Linked DNA regions of Mus musculus: region 1 is linked to region 2. A link is a loop called in an ENCODE intact Hi-C map of the cell type or tissue named here. Cell type or tissue: left cerebral cortex. All regions are shown on one strand. Each heading gives the region's core, and the rest is flanking DNA. Links, peaks and the distances in the headings are about the cores only. Region 1 holds the start of Gpr158 (G protein-coupled receptor 158). Region 2 overlaps Thnsl1 (threonine synthase-like 1 (bacterial)).

Evidence for each region. Peaks named below come from ENCODE experiments on the same cell type or tissue, not always from the same donor. Only the 100,000 strongest peaks of a DNase experiment are listed, where the experiment ranks them.
Region 1: a loop joins it to region 2, with 2.6 times the contacts of the local background. A loop is called at or near these places in 3 of 42 quality-filtered maps.

The regions. Positions count from the first base shown.
Region 1 is chr2:21,362,624-21,378,936 of GRCm38, forward strand. It overlaps Gpr158 (G protein-coupled receptor 158), which reads left to right and starts at 4,944. Exons shown (of 11, transcript NM_001004761.1): 1 at 4,944-6,534. The coding sequence starts at 5,633. In left cerebral cortex, for the core only: a CTCF peak has its summit at 7,386; DNase peaks (open chromatin) are centred at 4,255, 4,399, 4,896, 5,917 and 3 more places; H3K4me3 peaks cover 5,595 bases; H3K27ac peaks cover 3,319 bases.
Region 2 is chr2:21,206,768-21,223,080 of GRCm38, forward strand. Thnsl1 (threonine synthase-like 1 (bacterial)) reads left to right here. Exons shown (of 3, transcript NM_177588.2): 2 at 3,118-3,274; 3 at 4,623-8,242. The coding sequence starts at 4,670. The coding sequence ends at 6,913. Among named protein-coding and RNA genes, the nearest start is that of Thnsl1, 9.2 kb to the left of the region's middle. In left cerebral cortex, for the core only: a CTCF peak has its summit at 7,758 (motif pointing right); a DNase peak (open chromatin) is centred at 7,781.

The sequences.
Region 1 (16,313 bases), core at 3,251-11,250, 150 kb after region 2:
GTTCTTGTGGCTGTCTTCTTTTAGGTTTGTTGAAGGATTACTTTCTTGCTTTTTCTAGGGTGTAGTTTCCGTCCTTGTGTTGGTGTTTTCCTGTTATCATCCTTTGAAGGGCTGGATTCATTGAAAGATAATGTGTGAATTTGGTTTTGTCATGGAATACTTTGGTTTCTCCATCTGTGGTAATTGAGAGTTTTGCTGGGTATAGTAGCCTGGGCTGGCATTTGTGTTCTCTTAGGGTCTGTATAACATCTGTCCAGGATCTTCTGGTGAAAGTCTGGTGTAATTCAAATATGCCTGCCTTTATATGTTACTTGACCTTTTTCCCTTACTGCTTTTAACAGTCTATCTTTATTTAGTGCATTTGTTGTTCTGATTATTTTGTGTAGGGAGAAATTTCTTTTCTGGTCTAGTCTATTTGGAGTTCTGTAGGCTTCTTGTATGTTCATGGGCATCTCTTTCTTTAGGTTTGGGAAGTTTTCTTCTATAATTTTGTTGCAGATATTTGCTGTCCCGTTAAGTTCAAACTCTTCATTCTCATCTACTCCTTTTATCTGTAGGTTTGGTCTTCTCATTGTGTCCTGGATTTCCTGGATGTTTTGAGTTAGGACCTTTTTGTATTTTTCATTTTCTTTGATTGTTGTGCCCATGTTCTCTATGGAATCTTCTGCACCTGAGATTCTTTCTTCCATATCTTGTATTCTATTGCTGATGCTTGCATCTATGTTCCTGATTTCTTTCCAAGGTTTTCTATCTCAAGAGTTGTGTCACTTTGGGTTTTCTTTATTGTGTCTAATTCCCTTTAAAGGTCTTGGATGGTTTTGTTCATTTCTAGCACCTGTTTGGTTGTGTTTTCCTGTAATTCTTTAAGTGATTTTTGTGTTTCCTCTTTAAGCACTTCTACCTGTTTAGCATTGTTCTTCTGTATTTCTTTAAGTGTGTTATTAATGCCCTTCATAAGGTCTTCTACCAGCATCATGAGATATGATTTTGAATCTGAATCTTGCTTTTTGGGTGTTTTAGGGTTTCCAGGACTGGCTGAAGTGGAATCGTGAAGTTCTGATGATGGTGAGCAGTCTTGGTTTCTGTTCATAAGATTATTATGTTTGCCTTTCGCCATCTGGTAATCTCTGGTGTTAGTTGTTATAGTTATCTCTGTCTGGAGCCTGTTCCTCCTCTGATTCTGTTAGCCTTTGTTAGCAGTCCTGGGAGTCCAGCTCTCTTCTGAGTGTCAGTGGTCAGAGTACTCTTTGTATGCAAGCTCTCCTTTTGCAGCGAAGGTACACAGAGGTCTGACATTCAGACCTGCCACCTGGCTGAAGATGAAGGCCTGAAACAGGGCCTGACCCAGAAGATGTGTTGCCTCTGCAGTCTGTGCGCTCACCTGCACAGACTGGTCTTTAAGGGACCCAGGACCCAAGATGGCTCCCTCACCTGCTTAGGTGGTCAGAGCCCTCCCAGGTGGTCACCTCTCCTCTGGCGGAGAAGGTGCCCAGATGTCTGGAGGCCTAAACGGGGGTCTGTCCCAGAAGCTGTGTTGCTTCTGCCTTTCCCAGAAGCTGTGTTGCTTATGTAGTCAGCTTGCTCACTCTCCACAATCTGTGAGCTGACCTATGGAAACTGGTTTCAGAGCGACTCAGGAGACAAGATGGCTCCCTTACCTGTTCTGGAGGTCAGATTCCCTCCTGGGTGGTCACCTCTCCTCTGGCGGGGAAGGTGCCCGGATATCTGCAGTCCAAAACAGGGTCTGTTCCAGAAGTTGTGTCACTTCTGCAGTCCGAACTCTCACCTGCACACACTGGTCTCAGAGGGACCTGGGACACAAGATGGCTCCCTCAGCAGCTCTGGAGTTCAAAGCCCTCCCAGGCGGCCACCTCTTTTCTGGAGGGGAAGATGCCAGGATGTTTGGAACCCTAAACGGGGTCTGTCCCAGCAGTTGTGTCACTTCTGCCTGTTCCAGAAGCTGTGTTGCTTCTGCAGTCTGCACTCTCACCTGAGCAGACTGGTCTCAGAGGGACCCCGGACACAAGATGGCTCCCTCGCCTGCTCTGGAGGCCAGAGCCCTCCCAGGCAGCCACCTCTCTGGCGGGCAAGGTGCCTAAAGAATTTTAAATAAGTTTTACAGGTTTTCTAAAATAGTCACTGAGGATATTACACTTAAGTCTTTAGATAGTTAAATAAATGCAAAAACATGGAATATTATGATAAATTCAAGAGAAACTCTATGTGTAATTATTGCCACATGTGATATAACAGACTAATAAACTGAAGTTACTTCTACTTAGCATAAGAGTATGTGTTTCAAAGCAAAATTTAAGCAAAAACTCAGATATTATGCTGGCTAGTTTGATGTCAACCTCCCACAGGCTACAACTATCAGAGAAGAGGGAATCTCAAATGAGAAAGTCCTTCTGTAGTATTAGCTTATAGGCAAGCCAGTATTTCCTTAATTAGTGATTGATATGAGAAGGCCCAAACCACTGTAGAGGTGCCATCCCTGGGCAGATTGATGGTCATGGGTTCCATAAGAAAGCAGGCTAAGCAAGCCAAGAAGAGGAAGCCAGTAAACAGCATTCCTACATGACCTCTGCATCAGCTTGTGCATCAGGTTCCTGCCCTGTTTTAGTTCCTTCCTGTCTTTGTTTGATAATGGATTATGATGTAGAAGTGTAAGCCAAATAATCTATTTCCTCCAAAACTTGCTTTTAGTCATGGTGTTTTATCATAGCAATAGTACTCCTTACTAGGACAGATATGAACACAGAAGTTACTTATAAGTAAATACAAGTCAAATAACTATTTTTTGCATAGTTGTAAAATTTTTCTTGGAAACCATGTACAGCAGCTGAGAAAACTGGTTGCTAACTCCTATTCCAAAAGCCTTCATCCCTGGCTCACTGAGCAGAATTCTTCTCATGAGAAAAGAATAATTAAATTCATCATCTTCTCATTCATTCATTAATTATCAAGTGTATAATGAGAGCCTACTCTGTGCCAGCAGTGTTCTAGATATTCAATGTACCACCATGACCATGGTGTTTTGTCTCGTACATCCCAGCACTTAGATATTGCTATTACTTGATTTGGATAGTGCTCTGTCTTAGTCAGGGTTTCTATTCCTGCACAAACACCATGACCAAGAAGCAAGTTGGGGAGGAAAGGGTTTATTCAGCTTACACTTTCATATTGCAGTTCATCACCAAGGAAGTCAGGACTGGAACTCAAGCAGGTCAGGAAGCAGGAGCTGATGCAGAGGCCATGGAGGGATGTTCCTTACTGGCTTGCTTCTCCCGGCTTGCTCAGCCTGCTCTCTTATAGAACCCAAGACTACCAGCCCAGGGCAGGTCCCACCCACAAGGGGCCTTTCCCCCTTGATCACTAATTGAGGAAATGCCTTACAGTTGGATCTCATTGAGGCATTTCCTCAACTGAAGCTCCTTTCTCTGTGATAACTCCAGCTGTGTCAAGTTGACACAAAACTAGCCAGTACATGCTCCAAAGGTTCCTTCATTAGAAGCTTTGTTTTCAGTGTGAGGTGTTAATATGGTAAAATTTTAAGGGATGGGATCTAGTAGAAATAGAAGGCAATTGGTTTGTGGGGGCTCTGTTCTCACTGGTGGATTAATGCTTCATGCTGAGAGTTAGTAAGTCATTAAAAACCCTGTTTAGCCCTTCACTTGATGTTTGTCATCATGCCAATTGACCCCTCTCTCTCTCTCTTTCTCTCTCTCTCTCTCTCTCTCTCTCTCTCTCTCTCTCTCTCTCTCTCTCCAATATATTTCTGAGCATCATACTGTCTTCAGAAGGCCATTACCAGTCTCCCAAATCAGGGACTACCTGATCTTGGACACCCACTGTACAAAACTAAGAGCTAAACAAATTATTTTTCTTTACATATCAGTTTACAATGCTAGAAACACAGAATAGCCTAAGGTATTTTTTGCTAGAACAAAATGACATAGTACAGTAAGTCTATCTTGGACTGGCATGAGTGACATCTTTGTTAGTTGGGGACTAAAATAAACCTGGGATTTTCTGCATGTGTCTTCTTGAGGAATTCAAAAGTGGAGGCACATTTAGAAAGTGCAGATTCAACAGGGAAATGCCACAGGAAGCTTTGAGAGCTTAGGGGCTCTCCCAATTCTTTCTGGAGCTGGCACATCTCTGGAGCCCTTCCTTGAAGTCTGAGATGTTTTTCATGAATTCCAGCAACTCACTGACAGTGACTTTTTATCCCACACACCACAGATTCACTGTTTTGCATCCTCATTCTCTCACAGTCTACAACACGCAATTCTTGATCATGTCCCCTCTCCACACATCCTTTTTGTCAGAGCTCCCCTTCCATTCTGGCCCCGAATAAGAGAATCTTTAAATATGACATTTATTTTTCCTTGAAGCTCGGCCAGTAGACGTCTCCATTACTCTCTAACAGCTAAGACTATCCTTGGCAAGCCAGGTTTAATCATTCTCTTAACCAAAAACAAGGAAGAGAATTTGATAATTTGCCTAAAAAATGAGCAGATGCTAAGAAGGACACATTTCCATCCTACGTTCCCTCCTCCCCAGTTTCAGTCAGAAATGAAAACTACTCTCTTCTCCCTCTTTTCCAGGCAAAAGAAAGGGCTGATTTTACTAAGCAAGCAAGATGCCAACAGCCTCCTCCTCCTCAGTAGTCCAAGTTTCCTTCGCTTTCAACCACCAAAAGCGCCACTTCTCCCCTATTTCCCACCCACTCCTTGCCACCCCTGAAGGTTTCCGAGTCATCAGGGAACACGAGTGGGTGAAAACAGCGCCGCCGCCTCCTCCTCCGCCTCCTCAGTGCGCCTCGGGTTCAGCACTGGACAGCTCCCGCCCCAGCCAACAAATGGCAGTCAGCTGATTGACAGAGGCGCCGACCAAACAGGGCACAAGACGACTTGAAGCCGCCCTACAAGGGTTTGGTTGCGGCCAAGCTGTCTCTTTAAACTGCTTTCATCTGAGAGCAGAGAAAGGCAGCGCTGTGGTTTGTGGCCAAACCTAAAGGCTCTAGTTAATCAGCTGCCTGGCTGTCTGGACTGCAGACACACGAACGTCTTCAAAGAAAACCTTGGTTCCTTGGGACTCGCCGCTGAGCTCGCGGCTTGGATCTGTGTGCGCGCTTCCATCTCCGGGCGAAGCGGTCGAGGAGGGGCCAGAACTGGGAGGCGGGAACGACCTGCCAAGGGTGAGATGATGGAGCAGCATCTTTGGTGGCCGCGGTGGCAACATCAGCTGCATCAGCAGCATCAGCATCAGCTCTTGAACACACCTCAATGAGAGCGGCGGTGGAAGCGGCTGAGCAGAAAGACGTAAGCGGGCTAACTATAGCTGCTGGGGATGTAACCTGTTTGGCTCAAGGCTGCGAGGTGCGTAATCCCGAGCCGACCCATTGTGGAGCCGGGCGCAGCCAGCATTGCCACAGGTGATTTGGTCTGTGACGGCAGCTGAGCCAGCTGGGCCAATTTCAAAACATTCTTATTTTAAAGTCCATCTGGACTGGGCGCCACCTGGAGAAGAAGGAAGCCTCCCCTCAAAAGTCTTACTGATGATAAATTGAGGACCAAAATTTACAAAGTGACTCCTCCGGTTATCGCCTCTCTTCTATGCTAGACAGATGGGAGCCATGGCTTACTCTTTACTCTTCTGCCTCCTGCTCGCTCATCTGGGATTGGGAGAGGTTGGTGCCAGCCTCGACCCTCCGGGACGGCCAGATTCCCCTCGAGAGAGGACTCCGAGGGGGAAGCAGCATGGTCAGCAGCTGCCGCGAGCCTCTGCCCCAGACCCCTCTATTCCCTGGAGCCGCTCCACTGACGGCACCATCTTGGCACAAAAACTAGCCGAGGAGGTGCCCGTGGACGTGGCCTCTTACCTCTACACTGGGGACTTCCACCAGCTGAAGAGAGCCAACTGCTCAGGCCGCTACGAGTTGGCTGGCCTGCCGGGAAAGTCACCGTCCCTAGCCAGCTCCCATCCTTCCTTGCACGGGGCGCTGGACACTCTGACACACGCCACCAACTTCCTCAACATGATGTTGCAGAGCAATAAGTCTCGGGAACAGACCGTGCAGGATGACCTGCAGTGGTACCAGGCTCTGGTGCGAAGTCTCCTGGAGGGTGAGCCCAGCATCTCCCGGGCGGCCATCACCTTCAGCACCGAGTCGCTGTCCACGCCCGCCCCGCAGGTCTTCCTCCAGGCCACCCGCGAGGAGAGTCGCATCCTGCTGCAGGACCTGTCCTCCTCCGCTCACCACCTGGCTAACGCCACTCTAGAGACCGAGTGGTTCCATGGGCTTCGGCGAAAGTGGAGGCCCCACTTGCACCGCCGTGGCTCCAATCAGGGGCCACGGGGCCTAGGCCACAGCTGGCGGCGCAGGGATGGGCTTGGAGGGGACAGGAGCCACGTCAAGTGGTCCCCACCTTATCTGGAGTGCGAGAATGGGAGTTACAAGCCTGGGTGGCTGGTCACGCTCTCTGCTGCCTTCTACGGGCTTCAACCTAACCTGGTCCCGGAATTCAGGTAGGGAGAGGGTTGGAAAGGGCACACGCAGAGTCATCCTTTGGTTTTGTAAATGGCCATCCTGGGGAAGCACACTTGTCTGCCAGTGAGACTTTAAGTCTTCAGCCTTGGAACTGAACTTCAGACTAAGGGATGCGGAGGCAAGCTCGTGTGGGGAGGGGTGAGAAGTGCCCGGGTCTGTCTACTTTAGGCACTCATGGAAAGCCTTTCCTTGCTGTGCAGTGGTGGTGGCGGAGGGTCAGGGGACATAGCAATTGGCCCCAATCCTTCCATAGCATAGGGGGAGAAGATTAATGGTGGTGTCCCCGAACTTTGGGCCCATCAGACAGAGTCAAGAGCACCAGGTGTGTGTGTGTGTGTGTGTGTGTGTGTGTGTGTGTGTGTGTGTGTGTGTGTGAGAGAGAGAGAGAGAGAGAGAGAGAGAGAGAGAGAGAGAGAGAGAGAGAGAGACAAGGAGTGAGAGTTCCTTGAATCTGCCACTATGGTGTAGCCTCTGCCCACTTCCTGTGAATGTAGTTTGGAGCGCAAGCCTGCTGTTAGTCAGCTACCAGAGCGTGTAATTAAACCTGTGCCATCCCCTGGGCAGTTCTGGCCACTCAGCACTGAGTCACTCCAGGATCAGCAGCAGAGCCTTCTCCAGGATCCAGACTTGGCAGTTTGGTCAGAATACTCCCACTGGCTTTTCTCTTCTTCTAGGCATCAGCTTTCCTTCCTGGTGTCTTTCTCCTCCTATTCTCTGTTAGGCACATCTGAAGGTTCTCCACTAGAGTTGGGGAGGGAGGAATCAGTCTTACCCAAACAGAAAACTGGAAAGAAACTTCAGTAGCTCTCCTGATGGTGTCAGAGGAATGCTAGCACTCTCAGATTAGAACTGTTGCCCTGCAGCTTTGGTGAGGAACTTCTAGAGGTAGCCTCTTAGAAATGCATGCAAGGAAAGCACAGAAAGGAGGGAGGGGGACTGCAGAGAGGGTTTTGGAGAGAACTAAGGTTGATGGGGTTTTCCTCGGGCCCCTGATGGGAAACTCTGTAAGGAACGGGTCAGGGGTTGGAACTGATTTTTTTTTAAAATAAATATTTAAACTTTTTGGAACTTGGAAGAAGTGAGAGAACTGTCTCTGTCTCTCTCTCTCTCTCTGTGATATTTTATTTACTTCAACTTTAGCATTTCAGAGACAGAATACCAATATGCTGGAACATACCAGGGCAAGCAATGGGTAGGAAACCCCAGAAAGAAAAGCATTGCCTTTTTACTGTAGAACTGCCTCAGATGAGCTGCCTAGCCTCACTGGGCCCTGTGTACTTATCTATCAACTGTCAGGATCGAAGTACTTTGTCTTTAGAGAATTATACAGCCATAAAATCCTGTAGCCTTTAATGCCTGCAAGCTTGAAAAGGGACAGATGAAGACCCCTTCCTTCTTTGTTTCTACATGAATTCCCCCCGCCCCCCCCCCACGTGTGTTTATGATTCCTTTATAGATCCTATCTTAAACTGCAGCAACTTTCCTACTTTCAGGACAATCTCATCTCCTCCTGATTCTGGCAGGATCCTATTAGTAAGCTCTCAGATCAGCTTTGAATCTTTGCCACAGCATTTTCTCAGAAGAAGAGGGCTCAGCAGATGCCACTTAGAGCCAATGAACCATGGCCTTTAGATGATCCCTTTTAGAGAGTCTCAGGATTGACCCCCTCTCCCTTCTTTTCTCTCTTTCCTTTTCTCTTTCTCTCTTTCCTTCTCTCCCACCCTCTTCTTCCTGTTCCCCATATTCCCTGACTGCCTCTCTCTCACCTTTTGATTGATGTTAGTCAATATGCTACATACTTGATGTTACACTCTGTGCTAACTGCTTGGCATAACTATCTTGGCAACTTTTCCCAGCAGTTGTCTGAATTCTGTGTTATTGTTTTCTATATTTTCTGTAAGGGGATCTGAAACACAGAGTGGTTAAATTTTATTACTGATTGCATAGTTATTAAATAAAGTAGTTCAGATGCAAGTTTACTTTGTGCTTTTAGCTAGTATGCTGTTTCATAAAGATGACTTAGTAAACTGGGAAGGTATTTCATTTGAATGAGATTATTTCTGACGGCCAAATATGGGATGGGAGGAAGACCATTTGGATATAGAACTCTCTCTCTCTCTCTCTCTCTCTCTCTCTCTCTCTCTCTCCCTCCCTCCCTCCCTTCCTCCTCCCCCTCCTTCTCTCTCCCTTCTCTGTTTGACTTCCTCTCTTTGCCATCTTCTTATTTCTCTCCGACTCTGCCTTGTTTTTCCAACTCCCCCCTCTTTCTCTCACATGTTGGGGATGTAACCTGGGCACAACACATGTTAGCCAAGGGTTCTATTATTGACTCACACTACCAGCCCCTAGAATATCTTCTCTTATAATCCAAAAATATGTTGTTTCAATGTACCCAGTACTTTCAGCCAGCCAAGGCTGAAGAGGCAAAAGGATTCAAGCTTGTGAGAAAGACATATTCCTTGAGTATGCTCACTAAAAGGTTATTTCTTTAAATGCATCTGTATTCACCAATGCTGTTAGCTAACCTACAAAGCCAGTTGTGTGCCTGGCTGCCTACAGAACCTGGTCTGTCTCAGAAGATCCACAAAAAGCAGGATCTATGCCACTGTGAGCACTGCCTGCCCCACCAGTGGCCTCCTGTATTGAAGATGTAAAGAGATGTTCACTGTGGGAACTACAAATCCATTAAAGGGATTAGGTGTTGTTTCCCAAGAAGACAGAGCTAGACAGATGTCACTTATCCAAAAGTCGTACATATTGTTTGTGGCAACAACAGAACAGGGCCACAGACTTCCTTTCAGAGTTTAGAGATAGGCATTAGATATATCTATGGCATGTTTCTGTAGCTCCATGGGTTGGAATTGGAGTAGAATGGGAACCCCTTTTGCTAAATGTGTAAACATCTTTCTGGGGGTAGCTAGAACTGTCTGGTACTTAGGACTGGAACAAGATATTGAAATGATTGTATATATATATATATATTGTTATTTTGTACTGATGGTTAAACCCTGGGACTTTCATGGGCTAAGTAAAGTGCTTTATCGCTGAGATACACCCTTGTCCAATGAATTCTTCTTTTCCTGATGAGATGAAAGGAATTCACTAATTTAGTTTTATCTCATTTTTAAGTTGAGGAAATTGAGACACCAGGAACTAAAGACATTTCTCAGAAGTGGTACAGCTCTTCTGTGGCAGTTTAGCATCACATAGCTGGGTCACTATTAGTTGAACACTTATATTGTGGGTTGGATGCTATATCTGAACCACTGCATTTACTTCTTAGAACTCTTTAGTACTTACAATGTCAGGAAAGTTGAATAACATATGTAAACTGTGAGCTGGTCATTAGAGCTCAAATCAAATTTCTATCATCCACCCAGGATGCCTGTTCAGTCTCTGAGTTAGCACAATGCTCTCAACCTCTTCTTCTCCTGTTGTTGATTTCTCATTTTTTTAATTGTTTGTTTGGAAGACTGTATTTGCTATTGTTAATATATTTTCCATGAATAAGAAATATAAGTTTATTCTTGTTGGCCAGCCAGATAATCAAGTGTGTTATATAATGAAAAGACTACTATACTTGAGTTAGTACTTTGTTTCAGTCCTGCTTTTGTCTTAAGCTGGGCTGCATGACCGACCTGTCTGGAAACTAGTTTCTGCATCATTAAAATGTAAAATGGGCTTGATGATCTTCACATGTCTCCACACACCTGGGATAGCAGTCCTGAAGTGGCTTATCCAAACATTGGCTACGACTTTGGAAATGGGTGATAGAAATAAGTTCAGGGCCTTGGAGAAATGATATCACCATGCCATCATCATGTGCTCTGATAATGCATAGAAACATCCAATCAATATGTACAATGCTAGGATTGTAAACTAATGGAAAGGAAATTCCATTCAAAATAAGACCAAGTGTGGTTTGAGTTTCCTGCTCTTGAAGGAGCTCTGAAATATATCAAAACCCAGGATTGAGTTGTTCTACAGATTTCTAACCCCAAAGCACCAGCACATTCCACTGAAGATTACAATGTTTTCAGATCTTGGGGCTCTATATCTACTCTCTAAAAAGCTCAATTTTCAATTTACCATTATAGTTGTCTATTAACTATCTAGAAGAAGTATTTCCTGTGGTCCTAGCAAATCTTGCCATTTTCTAGAAAATATGTTTGGATATAGAAGTGAGACAAACTGCTAAATAAATTACAAGAGTGGACACTTTCATAATTCTCTACTCTCTAGGGAGGGAAGTAGTTCCCCCTCCCTACACTGATTATGCAGCCTTAACTTTTACATGAGCCAAGTGTTATTTTTAACTTCAGAATGGTTCTGTGGGCTAGATGGTGCCTAAGGGTTGCTTTTGTTTTGTTTTATTTTTGAGACAGGGTTTCTCTGTGTAGCCCGGGCTGTTCTGGAACTCACTCTGTAGACCAGACTGGCCTCAAACTCAGAAATCCACCTACCTCTGCCTCCCAAGTGCTGGGATTAAAGGTGTGCACCACCACTGCCTGGCAGATATTTTCTTTATTTATATTTCAAATGTTATCTCCTTTTTTTCCTTAAAGACTCCCCTTTCTAGCCTTCAATGACTTTGTCTTTTATGGTTATATTTTAATGTTCCAGCATGCTTAGAGGTATGTTGTTGATGTGATTTTGTGCCTAGTTGGTCAGCAGTATCAGGGCCCAATCGGTTTTGTTTGGTTGGTTTTTTTTTTTTTTTCTTTAGTTCTGTTTGGTGTGTGAAGGGATATCAGAGCTGAATACAGCACATTGCAACGCTGGGACCACTGACTGGCAGCTTGAGAGTTGCTATGCATAACTAGGAAGCTCACTGTTATTGGGGCTATGCTTGAAAGAGTTTGAAGCCAATGGTTATTCAGCATCACCTCAGTGAGATAATGGCACATACAGTGGTGAGGATTTCTTTGTTGACCGTTTAGCCTTATCTGACTTTTAGCTTTTAGGAACAATTCTTTCCATGTGCAATGTCTACTTCAATGAAGCACTTGTTCATTTAACTAGAGTTTATTCCTATAGGAAAAACCTTGATCTATACAAACATTTAGGTGGATTGCTACTCCATGAAATACCCCCTCACCTATATGAAAGATATAGCATACTGAGCCAGAAACTACAGAAGCTTTCAGAAAAGATTAGAGAAGTATGCTAGAAATCTTTCCCAAGCCTCTGGCCAAATATTATAGAAAAATACCCTAAACACTGAGGAGAACAAATGTCCACCAAGAGACTCAGTGAGAGAAATCAGGCATGTCTCATATTTCTGAAGTGCTTCATTTTTTAAATGCAAATAAACATTTCTTGCACACAACATAATGAATTTTGGTTATTGATAATTGAACAGGATTCCTGTATTGAAGAATATTTCACTCTATTTTTGTTTTTTAGTTGCCTGGAACAGAATGAAGAATTTAGCTTTCCAGAAAATACTTGGTGCCTCAGCCGATTATGTAGATCAGGGTTTCTTAGTCCTGGCACTATTAAAGCTTTGGGACAGATGACTCAATTCTATGGGGCTCCGTTTATTAATTTTTAAGTCTTTAGCAGCATTTCTTGTCTCTACCCACTAGACTGTGGAGAAGACACCTTAGGTTGACAAACTGTCTGTTTGAAAGCCACTGATATAGATGACATATGCCATCCTAAGGTGATGATTTTTTAAATGAGTCAAGGAGTCTTATTATATGTGTATATACATAAACACAGGTGTGCATGTATTTGTGAATGACTATATATGTGCATACAGTGATAGGTAGGTTTCTTTAGCCTACGTTTCTACTTACTCAATTTGAATATGCAATTATAGAAGAACATGAACTGAAGCTGGGAAATTTGATGATCAATGAAGTATCAGTATACACTTATATAATCACAGGGCTCAGTTTATCTCAAAGATTCCATGCAGATTCAGTTGTTAAGCATTGCTTTCTACTTATATGTTATATATTCAACATTTACCATTAAAAGATGTAGTTTGAATGGGTAGTATGTGTGTTTATATGAGTGTTTGGGGGAACAGATGACTGTGACATAGAGGGGAAGGGAGGAGAGAAGGTTAGGGAGATGAAACAACTGGAGATGAGTAAACAGATGAAAAATGATCAGTACAGGCTATGCCACAATGATCAGCACAGGGCACATAGGATATTGTTTGACTGAGAAATGTGAAATTTGGCTGAAACTGAACTATTCTTCCCTAGAAGGTAGTTGAGGAATAGAGCTCCTCACAGAGATTTCATGATTATAAAGATAAGTTGATCTTGCTTTCATTTCAGAACTTCATTTCAAGAAGTTAGAACTATTATTAGGCTAACACAGAGCTTATCTCATTGAAGAAACATTAATATCTTAAAATAGTTAGAAACTATTCTGGGCTGGAGCTGCTGCTCAGCGGTAGAGCTGTTGCCTTGCATGTTCAAGGACTGGTGTTGACCTCCAGCAGTAGAATATATATTCTCCTGTAATCATTTGCCTCTTAAGGGAACTGCTCAGATGACCTGTGTCCTAGAAGTATGAGGATGCTTTGAGCCTTTGCCTCCTACAGGTGCTTTGCATATTTCAGAGACATAGCATGGAATAGTGTTTAGGAAGAAAGATTGAGAATTATAAGTCTAGGTTTGAATTCAAAAGTTTTCAGTTCACTTCTGTGTGACATTGGGCAGATTATGCAATCTCCTTTGTGGTTCAGTTCCTTTATGTAAAAGGTGTAAGAGGTAGGATATCCTTATTATTAACAATGAACAATTGTCTATCATATCATATCATATCATATCTATCTATCTATCTATCTATCTATCTATCTATCTATCTATCTATCTATCTATCCATCCATCCATCCATCCATCCATCCATCCATCCATCCATCTATCTATCTATCTATCTATCTATCTATCTATCTATCTATCTATTTATCTATCTATCTATCTATTTATCTATCTACCTACCTATTTATTATCTATCTAATTATGATCTTTCAATCATCCATATTTAAGAATTTCTGTTTGTATTGCTATTCATTTTTAAAATACTATTTTAGTTAATATATACTTTTTAGAGTTATAGAACATATATGATGGTAAAGAAATGCTGATATTGATGACTTTTTTTTGAGAATAGGGGTACATAGTTAGCAAAAAAAAAATTAAAATTAAAACTCTTGATGGAAACAAGTGACAGGAAAACAGTCCCCTCCCATAGTGTCAGGTATATGACACATTGTACCCCTGGCTCCCTGACTCAAAGGAAATGAATAGGTGAATGGGATTAATAATGTCTGCACAGAAGAGTTGGAACCCTGAGAAAAGGGCAAGGAAAAAGTCTTGTTAAAGAGATGAGCTTAACTGAGAAGTGAAGGACAGAAGGAGACGTGGCCATGATGCATAAAAGAAGAAGCACTAACTCTTAATGTCATTTGCCCAAGAGCAGGTCTGACTTCTCCAGAAGAGTTTTGGTATCTTCTGTTCTAATCTAAGAGAGTCTAATCCAAGACATAGTCCTGAACAGAGGCCATACTCTTTATATATGAACTGCATAGGAAATATGGTAACAAGAAATGAGGAGCTTTTGTCTTAACCAGTCTTTCATAGGCGTCTCCTGAGAAAACTATTTTTTGATATTATTGACTTTGAACAGTCTACAAAGCCACAATAGCTCTTATAACTCTAGACCTATATATTGCTTCCAACAAGGGTAGGGGTCAGGGTATTGCTCTTAACACCTTGCTTCTTCCAGAGAATAGTCTTAGATTTGATGACCACCTCTGTCCTTTTATGTTGTTTTGTGTCAGAGTGATGAATGGTTCTACAAAGGAAAAAATAGGAAACATGGTGAAATCAAAGCTGTTTATCCAGCTGACCTTGTAGCCAGGAATTACATGGAGAGTTGGAAGCACAGTGAGATTGATTGCAATGTTTTGCTTTGAAGTCAGTTAAATGTAAACAGCTTGAATATACAGTTTGTGAGCAGAATGAACACATAGTTGTACATGATCTCAAAGCACATTTGGGTTGGGTGAAAGTTGGATCTGTAATGATAAGCCGTTAACAGCCTTTCTCAGAGAAATCAAATTCCCACAAGGAGCAAGGAGTCTTGGGTCATGAATTTCTTGAGGGAGAGTATCAACAGCAAAGGCCCTCAGACAGGACTGAGCAGAACATGCTCAAAGAAGAGAAGGAAAGACAGTGTTGCTGGCCTATAGGCAGGTGGGTAACATGGCACAAGATAATGTAAGTTACATTGAAATTGCTCATGAAGGATCACAGTGTGGCAGTGATACATAAACATGCAAAGTATATGTCCCTGCTCATTGCCTTAGACCTGGGATCTTGGGTTTTTCCATTTTCTCTAATAAAATTGCAGTGAGAGATTTAGCTGCTTCTATGGGCCCTATTGTTGAATGTGATTGTGGGCATTAGACAATTTGAAATGTAGGGGAAGTACAAATTAAAAATCTAGAATTACTTTTAAAACACTGTTTGGCGTATTTGTTTCTTCCAGGCTCAAACCTGTAAGATAAAACACTTCTTTTCAGACACAGAACCAGAGGATAAAAGGAGAAGTCCAGAAAGGAGACACAGGATCAGGCTGGGATGGTATCATACAGGTCCCTGCCCTCCTTCTAGCTGGCCAGTCTGGTCACTTGGTTGACTTCCAAAGCGAAGTCTAAGACACTGAGGTAAGGGGCTGCTTATAGAAGAGTCAATAAGATGCAGAGAGCCCTGATGTGAGACCATGAGCCTGTAAGTCATGCATTTGGAGAAGGTAGTGTCTGCATGGTAGGAAAAGATGTTTATAATGGTTGACTAGTGAAATTAGAGTTCCTCCTTTGGGGGGGGGGGAGAGTGGTCTTAGTTTCATTAATAAAACAATTTAACTTAAATGGACTTAGATGGAAGCTCAAAGACAATTTCATTTGAGCTTAAAAACCCTCAGGTCAGGCAAGCTGCAAACTTCAGCATCTGCCTGGATGAGGAGAACAGAAGAGGGCAGTAAAGCCAACAGCATCATGCTGTGTGAGTTACTACATGGCAGTAGGGAGCCACATAGTGAGGAGAGTCTTAGAGAGAAAACATGGAAGCTCAAACGTTAAAAAGAAGCATATTTAAGTTCTAGCCAACATCCAAAAGAAAAAGACAGGACAAAGAAGAAAATAGTTGGATCTTTTTGAGTCAGAACTCAGAAACATGGGCACACCCAACACACCTCATGGCAACCTCATGTAACTTGAGGACTGCATTGGCAGTGGTAATTTTGGAAAGGAAAAGTATTATTATCTTATTAAAGGAATAATTATTTGCCCATCTCTTTAATATGGCTTAACGTGAACATTACCTCCTAAGGGTGTTTCTTCCTGCTGGATGGTTACTTAACCAGATCATTGCCAGTCCAACTGGAATGTTAGGTCTCCACCCTTGGCAGAAATTCTATTTACTTGACCAGGAGATTTCCCTTAATTGGACTTTATTGCTATTCTAACAGAATAACTATTAATAATAGAAGATTGACATAGTAGGTTTTAGCAGTGAACCCTCATTATTAGTTTTTCTATTGCGGCCAACTGGGTTAGCTCCTTTGCCTGCTGTGAAAAGTTACCATGTAAAACTGACCTCTAGACATGAAGAAGTGCTGTGTGAATTTAAAATCTGTACATGTTGTTATGTACATGTGATTTGACTTTAAGACCCTATAACTAAATGAGAGAACAAATGAGAAGGCAATATTCTTAAATATGCCTTCGATA
Region 2 (16,313 bases), core at 4,730-12,729:
ATACCTTCCTGACCTCAGGATAGAACCCAAGGATTCAGGTATTTGAGGCCAGTAGTCGGAACCAGGTTGACAACCCAAGGCATGTTCTAATTAGAAGCAGCTGATACGTGAAAAGGGGTGTAAGAATGCAGCTTTCACTAAAGGGGAACGACATAAAGTTAGCAGACATTATTCATGGATTCTGTATGTCAGTGTCTCATTTGTTCAAGTTTATTCATAATTCTTCAATACTTAGCCACACATTATTAGTAATTTATGGACGTAGGCATGGCAGTGAAAATTTGGAAGCGTGGTATGTGATGTTTCCAGCTGAAGTGAGGCCAGCTGTGTTTTGTCTTGTGTGGGGTTTCAGTAACATATATCCTTTCTATATTCTGCAAAACATGCCACATGCTTTGCATTCTTATGGTTTCAGTGGCCACTTAAAGTGATCCCTAAACTGAGTACTCAGGTAGTAGTCCAAAGTATGACGAGACTGGTGTGTATACAGAGAAAGCAGGTATGTTAAGATGAGCTTCATTCAGGAATGAGTTAAGAGTGCTGCTGGCTTCATTCCTATTAATTAATGAGCAGCATATATATGTGTATATATATTAATATATTCATTGGAAAAAGTATTGTGACTAAAGGCTCATGGGAACCCAACCCAGCGTCTCACTTAGGAATTCATAGTGGCCACGCTCACCAGTTCATGGGTGGTGGGAGTGACCCTAACTACATAAACTACATAACTACATAAAGGAGAATACAGTGAAGACTCGGATTACAGGTAAACGGGCAGCAGTGGAGGATTAGTCCATCTTCTTCTGTCTTTTAATTAGCTCAACTAAGACTTGGCCAGAGAGGCTCCAAAGTTATTTTTATGGCTGAATATTACAAAACAAACTTTAGTATGTAGTTTAAGACAGAATTGGAAGGATATTCTTTTATTTGCCATTTGTCATCGCACTTGCCTGCCTTTTGCTAGTCTAATGAGCCCATTTACTGTGAAATTGTATGGATGCAGAATTTATAAGTTGAATTTATAAGTTTACTTAGACCTGCCAGTATTGTTTAGAAAGAGGAAATGAGGTAAATTTTGAAGTGAGACCATGGGGTGGTAGGCCCGAGGAAGACTGGAGAAAGTAAGGAAAGTTAATATGTGTAGTGTTTGCCTTTCCACTGTCTGCTCTTTATGGAATGGATATTAAGTAACCTGTGTAAAATGTTGAATCAAACATGAAATATTCATTGTCTATGAAGACAATAAGAACAAACCAGCTACTCAGCTACTCAGGTAGTCCACCATGTCTTGTGTGTGTGTGCGTGCATTGTGAGTTGTTTAATGCATGTGTGTACCTAAGAGTGTGTGTTCCTATGCATGTGCAGAAACAGAGGATTAATTATGTTGTTTTGAGGTGTCCATAAAAGCAGGTAGTGCTGCTGGGCAGTGGTGGTGCACACCTTTAATTCTAGCACTTGGGAGGCAGAGGCAGGCGATTTCTGAGTTCCAGGCCAGCCTGGTCTAGAGAGTGAGTTCCAGGATAGCCAGGGCTACACAGAGAAACCCTGTCTCGAAAGAAAAAAAAAAAAAGTAGGTAATGCTAACACACACTACCAAAGTACAATTTTGTGAATTGCTGAGTGATTTAAATTAAATGTTTTCACTAGGCTTTGCTTGGCTTCAGAGAGTGTATCAGACTGCATGGCAAACTGGTTTTCTTTGAAATTTATACATGATATCCTTGGTCTTATCTCTGGATAATTTGATTCTGTCTGTAGATTATTTGATATCTATCATTGACTGGAAATTACTAATATTAATATTTGTGGGACCGTGGGTGTGGGGGAAAGAGGGGAGTGGGAGAAAACCCGCATCCTGCCAGAGTTCCATTGCTCTGGGTGGTGGAAGACTGCAGCATGCTTTCTAGTGGCCCCAGGTGGGTGTCTGGCTGTGTGAAGCCACTGACCCCAGCTTGGCGGATTGTGGACAAGGGGCAGTCCCAGGCACCAAGTGCCCAGCTTTGGGCATCCCATACACGGATGTGTAGAAAGGCAGGGGGGAAGAGAGAAGGTAGAAAGAGGGAGACCGACCACTGCCATGTGGAAAGAGGGGGGAAGGGAGAGAGAGAAGGAGGGCTAGAGATGAGAGTAAGAAAGGTGAGAGCTTAAAGAGAGGGAGGAGGGGGTCAAGCAGTTCCTTTTATAGTGGGCTGGGCTATCTTGCTGTTGCCAGGTAACTGTGGGGAGGAGGATATTTGGCTATAGTCAGGAAACTGTGGGGGCTCTGTGGTGTCAGGCACCTGTCTCTGGGAATGTGGCTCACTTTTCTGTCCCTTGTAGAGTTCTCTACTTGGTCGCTAGAGTGAGCCCCATTCAACCAAAATAGGTTGCCTATCATAGTCCCACAAATAGTTCTGTGATACTTACCAGAATATACACTTTGAATTTACCATAGATCTATTTCAGTAGCTAAGACCTGTGTGTGGATAGCAGAGGCTTACAGGGTTTTCAGAGTGGCTTAGATGAACAGGAAAATCTGAAAGAACAGTTTAGGTACTCATTGCATAGCTTTTAGTTTACCAATCTGCCCTCAGCATTAAACATACAGTTAAAAAAATTAAAGTCAGAGGTCATAATGAAAGATACTGCAATTGCTACTATTTGGTTATGTTGTCATTTTGTTTTGTTTTGTTTTTTGTTTTTCGAGACAGGGTTTCTCTGTATAGTGCACATTATGTGCCTATCTGGTTCCTATAGAGGTTAGAAGAGGTGTCAGATTCCCTGAAACTAGAGTTTATAAATGGTTTTGAGCCACTGTGTGGGCACTAAATCAAATCCCGGTCCTCTGCAAGAGCCAGTGCTCTTAACTTCTGAGCCATCACTCCAGCCCTGGATATGTTGTCTTTTATTGCTTGATGATTCAAATAACTTCAATACTGTTACTAAAATACATTTATATGATAAAATTTTCAAGATAAAAGCCCAGTATTTTAATTATTCAATAATAGATTTGGAAACATGAAAAAATTTTCCTTGTCATTTACAAATTTCAAGTGCCATTTTGAAATATTTATGCATAAAATTTTAAGATACTGTATGAAGTTAGGATTAACTTGAAATTCTTTTTCGTTGTAGACCCTGCTTTTTGCAAAGATCGACTTTGCCTCAGACTCAGTACACTCTTCGTCTGTGGTTCCTGTAATGGTGTGCTTCCACTTCAGTGAGTTAAGCACAGCACCACACAAAGCCAAATAAGGAAATGAAGTTTTCCTCTTGACAGGCCAGCTTGCTTGTAAGTAAAATTTAGAGTTAGATTTTAAAAAACGGTCTAAAGATTTTATTGTAAAACAGAGTTTAGGTAGTGTCAAAAGCAGTGAACTGTTGGAAAATTTTTATGAGTAAATATACCACTTAATTTTTGATGTAGTTTAGTTGCATACTAGTTCTATCAGAGAGTGTGTAAAAGGCCTCACTCTGTACCTATAAAGCTACATCAGTCAATTTAAGAAATGTTACAAGTTATTAACACAATACTTGATACCTGGCATGTTTTGTTTTAAAAATGAGTACATTTCCAAAGACGGGTTGGATCGGTATTGAAAATTGTAGATCATCTCGAGATGCCAAAGTGGTATCCTTTCAGCACTGAGTATCTTTATGTGTTTCTTGGCTGTTTATCTCAAGTCTAGAATTTAAGTTCAACCACTAATGATGCTGCAGTAACGCAAACAAGTGAGGACTTTGCTGGTTAATCTTTATTAATTTTTGTCCATTATCCATTCCACTATGGCCTTTTAAAGGCATCCAATATGAAAATATATAAACATGGTCCTCAGCAGTGTGCATATAGGAAGGGAAAGGGCGCACTTGGACTCAGTGTAGAAAGTCGTATCTTACGAGCAAGTGTGGTCATTTACTCCAGTCTTCTATTGTGGATTTTATGAGAAGTTAATAAATAACGATAGTCAGTTGACATGATCATAAAGATAAATTGAATATTAAGACTGTAGCTCAGCTTTTGTGAATTGCAAATGAGTATTTGTGTAACTACACATACTCTGTGTTATAAGCCAACAAATCGTAACCCAGTGTTTCCTACAGTATTTTTACAAGGAAAGGGGACACTAGTAGGAGATACTGTATTTTTTTTTGAGATACTGTATTTTTAAAGTCTTTCTGATAAGGTATTTTCTGAATAGTATTTCTGCTGTCTATTTGCTCTTTGTAATCCTCAGTCATACACTTCATTTTGAATCTCATTTTATTGGTGTCCTGAAATTTGAGAGGATATTAACCAATGCTGTTTTTTTTCTCAAAGAACAAAATAGACATGACAATAGCAGAGGGCCTTGGAGGGAGGAGGTGGGGGAGGAGGGGGTGGGAGGGAGTGGAGGAAAGATAATCAGAACGTAATAAAAGCCTGATGGAAATGGCACGATGAGGCTCATTGGTTACGTAATTAATATGTCATAGTTATAATACCTTGTTAAGAAGAATAGTGCACAGTATTTATTATAAGACTTTTAAAGTGTCCCATCGATTTGAAGTAATTTGAACATCTGTGTATTGAGTGCATGTATATATTCAGTTCTGTCAGGATGTTAGCAGTAATCACATGCCTTTTTTGTGTCTTAAAAAAGGGCTGAAGCCAACCCCTAGGTTGGCCTGGTCAGAAAACTGAAAAGAAATGCTGACCTTGACCAGATGTCACCATTTGAAACAGATAGCACAGGAGTGTCTTTCTAGCCTGCTGGTTAAAGTGCAGAGCCGCACACAGCTCCTGCTTCCACGAGCCTCTGCACGTGCAGAATCAGGGAAGTCATGGCACTCCACCCACTCTCTTGTTGGAGACAAAAATATTGTCCTGATGGGGCCGCCTGGTTCTGGGAAAACAACAGTTGGCAGAATATTAGGTGACAAACTAGGCTGTTGTGTCATCGATGTAGATAGTGATGTCCTTGAGAAAGCCTGGAATATGAGCGCATCTGAAAAATTGCAGGATGTTGGTAATGAGCGATTTTTAGAAGAGGAAGGAAAAACAGTGTTAAACTTGTCTGCATCTGGAAGTGTGATTTCCCTCAGTGGGTCCAATCCCATGCATGATGCTAGCATGTGGCATCTGAAGAAAAATGGAATTGTTGTATACCTAGATGTGCCTCTAACAGATATAATTAGTCGTCTGAAATCAATGAGAATTGATAGGATTGTTGGCCAGAACACTGGAGCATCTCTGAGAGACTCGCTGAAGCACGTAAGACTGTACTATAAGAAGTGGTACGATGCCCGAGTCTTCTGTGAGAGTGGGGCTTCAGCTGAGGAGGTTGCAGACAAAGTGCTTGATGTGGTTAAAAGATACCAAGACGTGGATTCAGAGACATTCATTTCAACAAGGCATGTTTGTCTTAAAGATCATGACAAGAAGTTTCCACCAAAATACTTCAGTGAAGCTGTAGTTGAGGGATTGGCTTCTGATGGTGGCCTCTTTGTTCCTGAGAAGGAGTTTCCAAAACTAAGTCCTGGGGAGTGGAATAACCTAATAGGAGCAACCTACATAGAAAGAGCACAGGTGCTCTTGGAAAGGTGCATTCACCCTGCGGACATACCTGCTGCCAAATTAGGAGAAATGATTGAAACTGCTTATGGGGAAAACTTTGCCTGCTCCAAAGTTGCCCCTGTCAGGCACCTTTCTGGCAATCAGTTCATCTTGGAGTTGTTCTATGGCCCAACGGGGTCCTTTAAGGATTTGTCTTTACAGCTTATGCCTCATATTTTTGCCTACTGTATCCCACCAGGTTGCAATTATGTGATACTTGTAGCCACTTCAGGAGACACTGGGAGTGCAGTCTTAAATGGGTTTAGCCATCTTAATAAAAATGATAAGGAAAGAATAGCTGTGGTCACATTTTTTCCAGAGAACGGAGTTAGTGATTTCCAGAAAGCAGAGATAATTGGCAGTCAGAGAGAAAATGGTTGGGCAATAGGTGTCAGGTCAGATTTTGATTTTTGCCAGACAGCTATTAGAAAAATATTTAATGATTCTGATTTTACTGGCTTTCTGGCTGTGGAATATGGAACAATCTTAAGTTCAGCTAATTCTATAAATTGGGCTCGACTACTTCCGCAGATAGTTTATCATGCCTCTGCATACCTTGAGCTTGTTAACCAACGGTTTATTTCTTTTGGAAGCCCAGTAGATGTCTGTGTTCCCACAGGAAACTTTGGGAACGTGTTGGCGGCAGTGTATGCCAAGATGATGGGAATCCCTATTCGAAAATTTATCTGTGCCTCTAATCAGAACCACGTTTTGACTGACTTCATAAAAACTGGACATTATGATCTAAGGAATAGGAAATTAGCACAAACCTTTTCACCATCAATAGATATTCTCAAGTCTTCCAACCTGGAGCGACATTTATACTTGATGGCTAACAAAGACGGACAGTTAATGGCAAATTTATACCATCAGTTAGAGAGTCAGCTTCACTTCCGGATTGAGAAGATGCTGGTCGAGAAGCTGCAGCAAGAGTTTGTTGCCGACTGGTGCTCTGAGGGAGAATGCCTCGCAGCTATCAGCACTACCTACAATGCATCAGGCTATATTTTGGATCCACATACCGCTGTTGCAAAAGTGGTTGCAGACAAGATGCAAGACAAAAGCTGCCCAGTGCTCATTGCATCCACAGCTCACTACTCCAAGTTTGCCCCTGCTATCATGCAGGCACTGGGGATTAAAGAACTCAACCAGACGTCGTCCAGCCAGCTTTACTTACTGAGCTCGTACAATGCATTGCCCCCTCCTCACGAGGCTCTGCTAGAGAGAATGAAGCAGAAGGAGAAGATGGATTACCAGGTTTGTGTAGCTGATGTGGATGTCCTGAAGAGTCATGCAGAAAAACTCATCCAAAATTGGTTTGTAAGGAAGTCTGAGTAGGGGTTTTTCTTGGAAAGGAGCAATAATAAATCTCAAACATTGATTTGGACTACAATAGCATTTGCTTTATTTTATGTAAATGTTTATGTGTGCATCTGATCTCTGGACTAAGAGACGGAGGCCAGCATAGTACCTGGAACCCTCTGCTATCATGCTTTATTTTCTGCACTTGTTGGTATGGCAGTTTCTCCTTTACCCAACACTTCTGAGTGGAACAAAATATCTGGTATTTAGCATAGCATTTACAAATATTTAAATGCAGTTAGGTGCTGCATATCTAGTCATTTAGTGTTTATTGAACAATTTGTGCTTGAGATAGTTAGCTAACATAGAGGAAGTAGTAAGCTCACTAGGATTAGAATCATCGTTTTTAACCCCTTTCAAATTCCATTTTGGACAATACTTGATGACATGTACACTGTCCAGCTAGAGATTTCGTGGCCCATTCACTGCTCTTTGAATGTCTGTAGTTAGTGCTGGTGAAGTTTGAAAATCAGGCCGATGTAGGATGTAGCAGTTGACAGAACTGTGAAGTAGTGAACACGGAAACAAAGTCACCTACTTCAAGAGAAAGGTGATCCAAGATTAGTAATGTTTAAGATGCTTTATTAAAGTTCAGTTATAGACAGCAGCTCTTCTGTATTATTTTTAGTCTGGTCCTATTTGTTTCACTTAAAAAAACATTTTGGGGTACCTAAATCCACACAAAATGGTAACTGTGTTTCATTTCCATTGCTGTGTAGTGACAGTGATCTTAATTGTGGTTTGTATATTTCCTGAGTATTTACTTTCTGGATTGAAGGGTGTGACTGAATGAAGACATGCAATGGGCTGCTCCCCACCACAAGATGGCATTCCTCACAGCATTTGCTATTGCCCATGACAGTCTGCTTCTGGTTACCTTTCAGAGAAATGTTCAACATTGAAATGATGAAAAAGGTTAATAGTTTTAATGGGCAATAAGCAATTTGTTATACAAGTTTTAAATTAAACCATTTACATGTTAATATCAGCTCTCTGGTTTTGCTTCTAAAATGTAGTTCTAGGGCTTATAATGGAGGCCAGGGATGTCCCTGTACAGTGCACAAAACCCTGGGTTCCATCCTTAGCACCTAGGAAGGTAGACGCAGTAGGAAAAGGTCATGTTTAGTCACACAGTTTGAGGCCAGCCTGGGATACATGAGGTCCTGTTTAAAACAAACAAACAAACAAACAAACAAACAAACAATACTTGAAACACTTTTTGTTAATAGAGACTCAAAGCTCTGTATTTGTGTACACATTCTATCATTTCAGAATATTTGTTTCAGTAGACTTAGAAAATTATCCATAAAAGAAAAAAATTATCCTAATGTTACTCTGCATATGCATGATAATCTACTTTAAAAATAAGGGGATAATGTTGAGCCTTCAATTTTGGACTCAGCAACTCATGAAAGAGCACATGAAGTCCAAGTGATGTACAACACAAAATAATTACTGCAAAATAGTGTGGGAATACATAAAAAGCCAACGCTGCATCCAGGTAGGGCAGAGTTTAACAGAAGAGGGAATAAGGTGAGGTGTCACTCATCTAAGCTCTCATCACCTGGGAAACAGAGGCAGGAGAATTGCGAGCTTGAGACCAGGCTGTGCTACATGGGAAAACTGTCTCTAAATGAATAGGTGAGCCAACAGAAGGGAAATACTGCTGTAAAGTAAGCAGGCTTCATAGTGGATGTAGGTCCTGAGGGTCAGCGTTTGGAAGTTAAGCAGTAGAGAGAGAAGACACTGTGACTTCCTGTTTCACTGGTTGTTATATGATTATTCTCTCAGTATCTAGATGGTTACCTCATGTCTTCATGTGGCCTTTGGGTCCCTGTCACTCTCAAGCTTCTCTTTTTTGTTTGTTTCATTTGAGACAGGGTTTCTCTGTGTAGCCCTGGCTGCCCTGGAACTCACTCTGTAGACCAGGCTGGCTGCAAACTCACAGAGATCCACCTGCCTCTGCCTCCTAAGTGTTGGGACTAAAGGCATGCATGGCCACACCTAGCTTCAGCTCTCCCTTGTAAAGAGTAGAGATGTTCACTTTCCTCCCATGTGACCTAGGATGCAGTCCTCCTTTCAAGGGCTAGTGTCCATGTAAGCCTTGTGTCCAGTGTCCTTCAACTCTGATAACATGCTTCAGTATGATATCTTGCTTCCTCCCTCTCTTGTTCCTTCAATGTCTCCAGGGATCCTGTCTTCCTGTGGTATTTACATGCTCTTTACATAGTTTAGCATTCATAGCAAAACCCACACGTCTACCTTCTGCATTCCTCCTTGCTCTAACCAAGACAGTGCTGCAAAGGCTGTAGGATTGATTCCACTTTCTTGTCTCCACTGTACAGTGAGTGGAGGTAGGTTATAAATACTGAGGTGCATGAGTCTCTGGAGTAAGAGCAGAGCACCACAGACATCTTCACCTCTGGCACCTTAAGAGGTACATATATTCCTCCCCCAAGAAGTAGCTATCCCAAATTCCATGTCTGAAGTCAGTTTCTTTTTTTCTTTAATACCAATTTTGCTATGTTTAGTTTACTATCTAAGTCACGTGGGAGGAGAGTGAGCTGAAGCTGGGTGTGGTGGTGCATACCTTCTGTACCAGCACTTGGGAGGCAGAGTCTGATGGATCTCTCTTGAGTTTGTAGCCAGTCTGTTCTACAGAGTGAGCTCCAAGGCAGTCAGGACTATAAAGAGAAACCCTGTCTCAAAAGAAACAAACAAGAGGAGCTGAGGATGATGGAGACCCAAAGACCACGTGAAGACATGAGATAACCATCTACATGCTGAGAGAACAAGCAAGTGAAGTAGGCAAGACACAGCATCATCTCTCTACTGCTTTTCTTCCAAAAGCCTGACTTGGTTTTGGTTGTTAGTTGTCTTAACTTTGTGAATCTGAAGGCTGGAGAGATGACTCAGCTGTCAAGTGCCCTGGCTACTCTTCCACAGGATACAGGTTTGATCACGGAGCACCCACATGGCAGTTCACAACCATCTATACTTCCAGTTCCAGGAGATGGAGTCTTCTGTCTGGTTAATGCAGGTACCAGACATGTGCACTGTGCACAGACATATATACAGGCAAATGTACACATGACAATTTTAAAATAAATATTCTAGGGGACATGATGACATACATGGGATCCAAATCTTAAAATTTAAGGGAAAGTTAAATAGGCATATAGGGGCTGGAAGGAATTTGACATAGAGTGTGGAAAGTAGTGTTCATTTTGTCTGAAACAAAGGGTATCTGGAGATGAAGCCAGGATGTCAGGCAAGATCTACAGGTTCAAACATTTCTGAGAGCTATGTAATGTGACTGAATGAGTTTAAGTTGAATACCATAGTCCTCTTTTAAAAGGTTGTTTTAGAAGTGTGTATTGCTCATATTCTTAGAGGTCAGAAGAGAGCATCGGATTCCTTAGAACTGGGCTTATGGATAGTTGTGAGCCACCATGTGGCCCTCTGCATGAACATGTCCTCTTGGCCACCTCTGCAAGAACATGTCCTCCATCTCCAGATCTCTCCAATACACACACACCCCATACATATATACATATATATATATTTTAGAGAGAGATCATGTTGGGAACTGGGTGGAGGTAGAGGAATTAAAACTTACAGGTACAGAGCCATTAGAAGGCTAGTACCTGGGCCAAAGCACACATCCTTTCTTCTCTGCCCTTCTCCTCTCTACATATGCTATTCAACCCACCCCAGCCCAGACCTCTTCGCCTGTCTTCTTTACAGGGGTAATCAACTTTTCTCTAGTTGTCATATTCCAGAAGTAGAAGTAGAAGTCTACACAACCATAGTGTATCCCTGGGAGACACAGAACGCTCCAAAACATCTCTTCCACTGCATTGCGTGCTTAAAGCAGGTGGCAAGCCCAGTTAGATTCAAGTTGTACATAAATAAGTTGCAGTTCCTGATGACTGGAGTAACAAAGTCACACAGTTCAAGAATTTGGACTTGGAGTCATCCATTTGGGCCATATTATATGCTCTACTAGTTATAATAAATGGTCATTTCAAGAGGCAGTCACACCAGGAAGATAGTTTTTTGTTCATGATTTGAGAATTCTATCACTAATAATATATAGACAGTGATGAATCCTGCACCTCATGGTGTTTGATCATCTGCCCTTTTTAGCACAAAATTCTGTCTCTTCTTGGTGAAAACATACTGGACTTATGTTCAGGATATACCTGAATTCATGCCATTTAATAACCTCTCTTTAAAGCTTCACCAGATGTGCTCTGTTGGCAAAGTCTTTGCTATACAAGATGAGGACCAGAGTTTATTTCCAGAATCTGTGTTTAAAATGCCAGAGATGATGGTGCATGCTTATAATCCCAGTACTGGGTGTTGAGACAGATGAATCCTGAGTGGGGTGTGTGTGTGTGTGTGTGTGTGTGTGTGTGTGTGTGTGCCGGACTGCCAGCCTCGTCTACTGGGTGAGCTTCCAATCAGTAAGAGACTCTACCAAACAAACCAAGTTAGACTGCACCTAAGGAAAGAAACCTGAGGCTGACCTGCCCTTCACATATGCATAACCACCCTCACACATAAACACACGTATACACAGACAAATGAACAGGATTGTACAAATCTGTCAATAATTATGAGCATAATTTTAAATAGCTCATAGATGTACATCAATATTTAATCCCTCCTCTACTGTTTCAATCTACTTATATCATTTCGATTATTCATGGCAAATTTGTTGAAGTGGAATTCTTAAAGGGCATGGACATTTAAAGCATGCATGTTATCTTCCAGAAAGGATGCTGAGATAGCCTTCTGCTTCCCAAGGCTTTGATGAGGAATAGTGTTCATCTAGGCCTCTGTTTCCTTGTGCAGCTTTTTCCTATCTTTTTTTTTTTCGTTTCTTTTCTCTCTATTGCTTCCTTTCAACACTTACATTGTGTATGTGACTATGGCTTTCTTTGTGTGTAATTAATGTTAACCAAATGAACATGGGTGCGGAGCCATCTGATGGAATGTGAGTGACCTATCACAGATCACACTCTGGAAGAAAAAGGGCTCTTCTCCCAGGAGACTTCATAGCCTTAGCCCATCCATGCTGAAATGTTGACTGGCTCCATCTTTTACAGTCACAGTAACACACACAAACTCTTCAGTGCAGCAGTCTGTCATATCCAGAAGACACTATTTTGTTCTTTACTACTTTCTTGGAAGTAAAGGGGGAAGTTTATGTTGACATGTTTTTTAAAATATATTTTAAAGATGGTGAGATGTGCTTGCTGCCAAGACTGTTGACCCAAGTTTGATTGCTAGGACTCACTTGGTGGAAGTGTGAGAACTAAGTCTTGCAAGCTGTCTTTGTTACTTCCACACGTGTGAGTGAGTGGGAGAGCTCACACAGAAATGTACAAATGAAGAAATAAATGGAATAAAACTTGTCTTAAATATTTAAATATTTAGTGATTAACAATTATACAAATAATTTTGAAGAAAAAAATAATTCTTTTACAAACCAGACCAGTTTAAATACTTTGTAAAATACAGTACAAACGTACAGGTATATTGACAGATAGGTTTGCCCAAACACCCTAAGAATTCTGCTAAAAGGTGGCTGTACTCAAAATTTAATTCTTGTGTGTTAGTTCCCACCTTTAGAGGTCTAAGATATTAATAGAAGCTGTTGTATTTGGGTGAAAAAAAATTGACAGTTTGCTGACTGCAAGCTAATCTGAGTTTTAAGCCAAGAAAGTAGACTCTTGCTCAATTTTTCAACAACTTAAAACAAGGTGGTTTTTATTTTTGTTGTTGTTGGTTTTTGTTTTTGTTCAAAAACCTCAAAGTCGTTGTCTCTGGAACTGTTGGCAGTTTAAGTACCATCTATGCAAATCTTCATACTTAGGACACATGAATCCCAGTTTTTCCTCTTATAAATTTAACCTGATGGTGAACACAGACTTTGAAGGTTCATTCACAGATGCCAATTACTTTTGTTTCTTTCTTTCTTTTTTTTTTTTTGGACAAGGGTATTGTATGTCAGCAGCAGGATTAGATCCCAGCTGACTACTAGGAGATACTGGTCTCTCATTCTGTTTGGCCACTCATATTTGATTACTCAGAGGAATCATGGGTAGAGAAAGCATGCATAATTAAACTGACAAACTCTTGTACCTTATTTTGACTGAAGACGTCTCTTGTGCTGCAGTAGCAAGCAGGGTGGTCGGAATCACAGCTTTCTAACCTTGCTCTTCCCTCTTGTCATTTCAAAGAAGTATTGGCAATCAATGAGACATCTCTCCACCAGGCCCCTATCCCTCTGCTATTAGAAAAGGCACCAGCAAGGAGAAGAAGCTAAGGTTATAATAAGTCCTTTCATTTGCAGGCAAATTTACCTTTTCTAGTACTTTTTGGTTATAAAAGGGAAGAAAGATCTTAGACTTCTGGTTTAGATTTTAGTTTTTCCTTTTCTTGAACACTTACTTTCTAGCCATCTTTAAAAACATTTTTGGGGGCATTTATTTATGTATATTAGTGTTTTGCTCATAGATATGTCTGTGTACCACCTGCATGCCTGTGGGAACCATAAGGTGGCACTGGATCCCTGGAACTGAGGTATAGACAGTTGTAAGCCACCATGGAGGTGCTGGAATTGACCTTGAGTCCTCTACAAGAGTAACAAATGCTCTTACCTCTGAGCCATAGCTCTAGCCCCAGTTTCGTCAATCTTAAAGACTACTTTTCTTTTCTTGCATGGTAGGTTTTGTTGTTGTTGTTGTTGTGGGTTGGGTTGATTTGGGTGTCCTAAAAGTAGCAATGGAAGCAGGTATTTCCGATGGTCTTTGCAGCATCCCTAGCCAGCATATAGAGCAGAAAGAATCACATACACAGTGGGACTGACAAGGCCTTATTTAACTACTTCATATCCCAGAGAGTACTCTCTTGGCCATAATAGTTGCTGTAGTTTCTACCTTTTACCTCTGGATTGCCTTACATATAATTTCTGAAGCATTCTTGCACCCCCTGCACCCTAACCCCACACCACAACAAAAATTGTATAACACTGTTGGCACAAATGGCATCTGCACAGTTCCCTTGCAAATCTTCTGTGGGAACAATTAGCAAAGTCCCACAGCTACATCTGGCTCTCCCATGAAACCGCAGGTCACAGAGGTGGCAGTAAAGTCAAGCAACATTAGCAAGAAAAGGAGGGAAAGAGTTGAGAGAGGATGTGAGAACTTTGAATTGGAAAGTGGAAACATGAACACAGAGGTAAAACCAGCTGAGCGTTTAGAGGCAGCTGGAGGAGGACTGTTGGAGACCCTCTCCATCCTGTCTGCACATGCCACATCATGTCTTTGAGTTTGAACATTCCATGAGAAATGACAGGCACAAGGCCGGTGGGCCTAGGTCCACATGAGGAAGAACAAGCCCAGAAACTGAGAAGCTCAAACCCTAGCCAGGGTCTTGACATCAAGCAGTCATGGCTGATGAGAAGCAGAGAAGCACAGGCTGTGGCTCCAACCAACAGCCAAATCAGATTGGATTTCATTTGTGAGCCAACGTCTCACAGAGCTGTTCTCAGCCCTTAGGACACTTCAAGTGGGGTGATCACGTGGAACTTACATGGCAGGCTGGGAATCAGGGGGGACACGATGGGCTTTTCCTAATCCATTCTTAGATGTTGGTCTCTAGTGGTAAAGGAATCTTTATATGACTTGCCCCAATGCCTTTTTGTTGTTGTTGTTTTGCTTTTTGAGACAGGGTCTAACTATGTAACTCTGGCTGTCTTGGAACTCACTGTGCAGACCCAGCTGGCCTTGAACTCAGAGACCCATCTGCCTCTGCCTCCCAAGTGCTGGGATTCCACACTCCACTCAACACCCCCATGATTTTAAGAAAAGATCAAACTACATTTCTTTCTGTTTTAGTTTTTGTTTGTTTGTTTATGTCTATGCATATCTGCATGTGTGTATGCACATATTCATTTGAGGGCCCAATGGGGCCAGAAGAGGGCTCCTAATCCCCTATAGCTAGAGCTGTAGGTACTTGTGAGCTGCCCGAGGTATGTAGTGGTAATCAAACTATTTCTCTGCAAATCTGCATTTTTAACTTGACTTGATTTAGAATCCCTCAGGAGATTGGTGAGTCAAAGCTCCGGATGCATGTGGAGGCCTGAGTGAGAAAAGATAACTCATCTGAAGTATAATCAGGAGAGACTAAGAGAGAAAAGTAGGGAGCCAGTATCCCTTTCTCTCTACTTTCTGAAGTGCTCTGCTACACACTTCTCCACTGTAGACTGACACCTCTGAAACTGTGACTCAGAATAAGTGATTCCTCATTCAACTTTTGTTTTCCTCAGGACTTTGGTCACAGTGATGAGAAAAGTGATGAATACACCAATAGGGTAAATTATGAAGTGTATTTATGTCTCATCTATAAAATGAGGATAATAAAGTCAAAAGATTGTTGGGAAGATTATTGTAAATCATTAGAAGACACTCCATGCACTATAGTTGAGCTGTTTGTTTTCTGGGGCATTTTTGCTGTTAACTACCAGTCACGAGCAAGGAACTCAGGATTGTTAGGGAAAACTTGAGAACAAGTACACATAGTTTTGGGAGATGACCATAGAACTGGATTTGAAAGTCTAAGGACCCATAGGTCAAACCCAAATGATAAGAATGAATGGGAAAGATAAAAAAGCAAATGAAACAAGACATTAGAGGAAGACAATTCTATCCACTAAGGTGTGGAAACACAGAGTGAGAAGTATCTTGGAAAGACCAGCAAGGGAAGCCGTGTCATCCGAAGAATCATGTGATGGGAATGCCAGGAGCCATACAGAGGAGACAGTGAAACCCAGGATCAGATACCTGCAGTTGTGCAGAATGTCTCAAGATCACAGTGGTGTCAAAAACAACAAAGGGCACTCCATAAAACCCAACCCTTGACATCAGTGATAACATGCGTGATTGCAGAGCTGCCCCAATAGTAATGGTTTGCTGGGCCAAAGTCCAAGCGTAGCCCTGAAGAGACACACTCACTGTATCATAGTTGTCCTTCAAAGTGTTCGGATTTGGGAAGCCGAGCTGAGAGGCCAAATAGAGATGTGTCAGGTTCACAGAATGGTGGAAGTAAATGAACGGAAACAGAGCTATGAGGTGGAGTTTCACGGCTTTAAGGGATAGTGTCTGCAAAATACCTTGCTTTCAGTTGGAGCCTCAAAGTAGCTTGAACTAACCACAACCCTTAGTAGTTTCACAGAAGTTTCAAAGTCAGTTTTAGATACTTTATTTAGAAAGCTAGAGGTGTGTGTGTGTGTGTGTGTGTGTGTGTGTGTGTGTGTGTGTGTAGGGAGTAGGGAAGGTTTTATTTAGCTTACACTTTCACAATA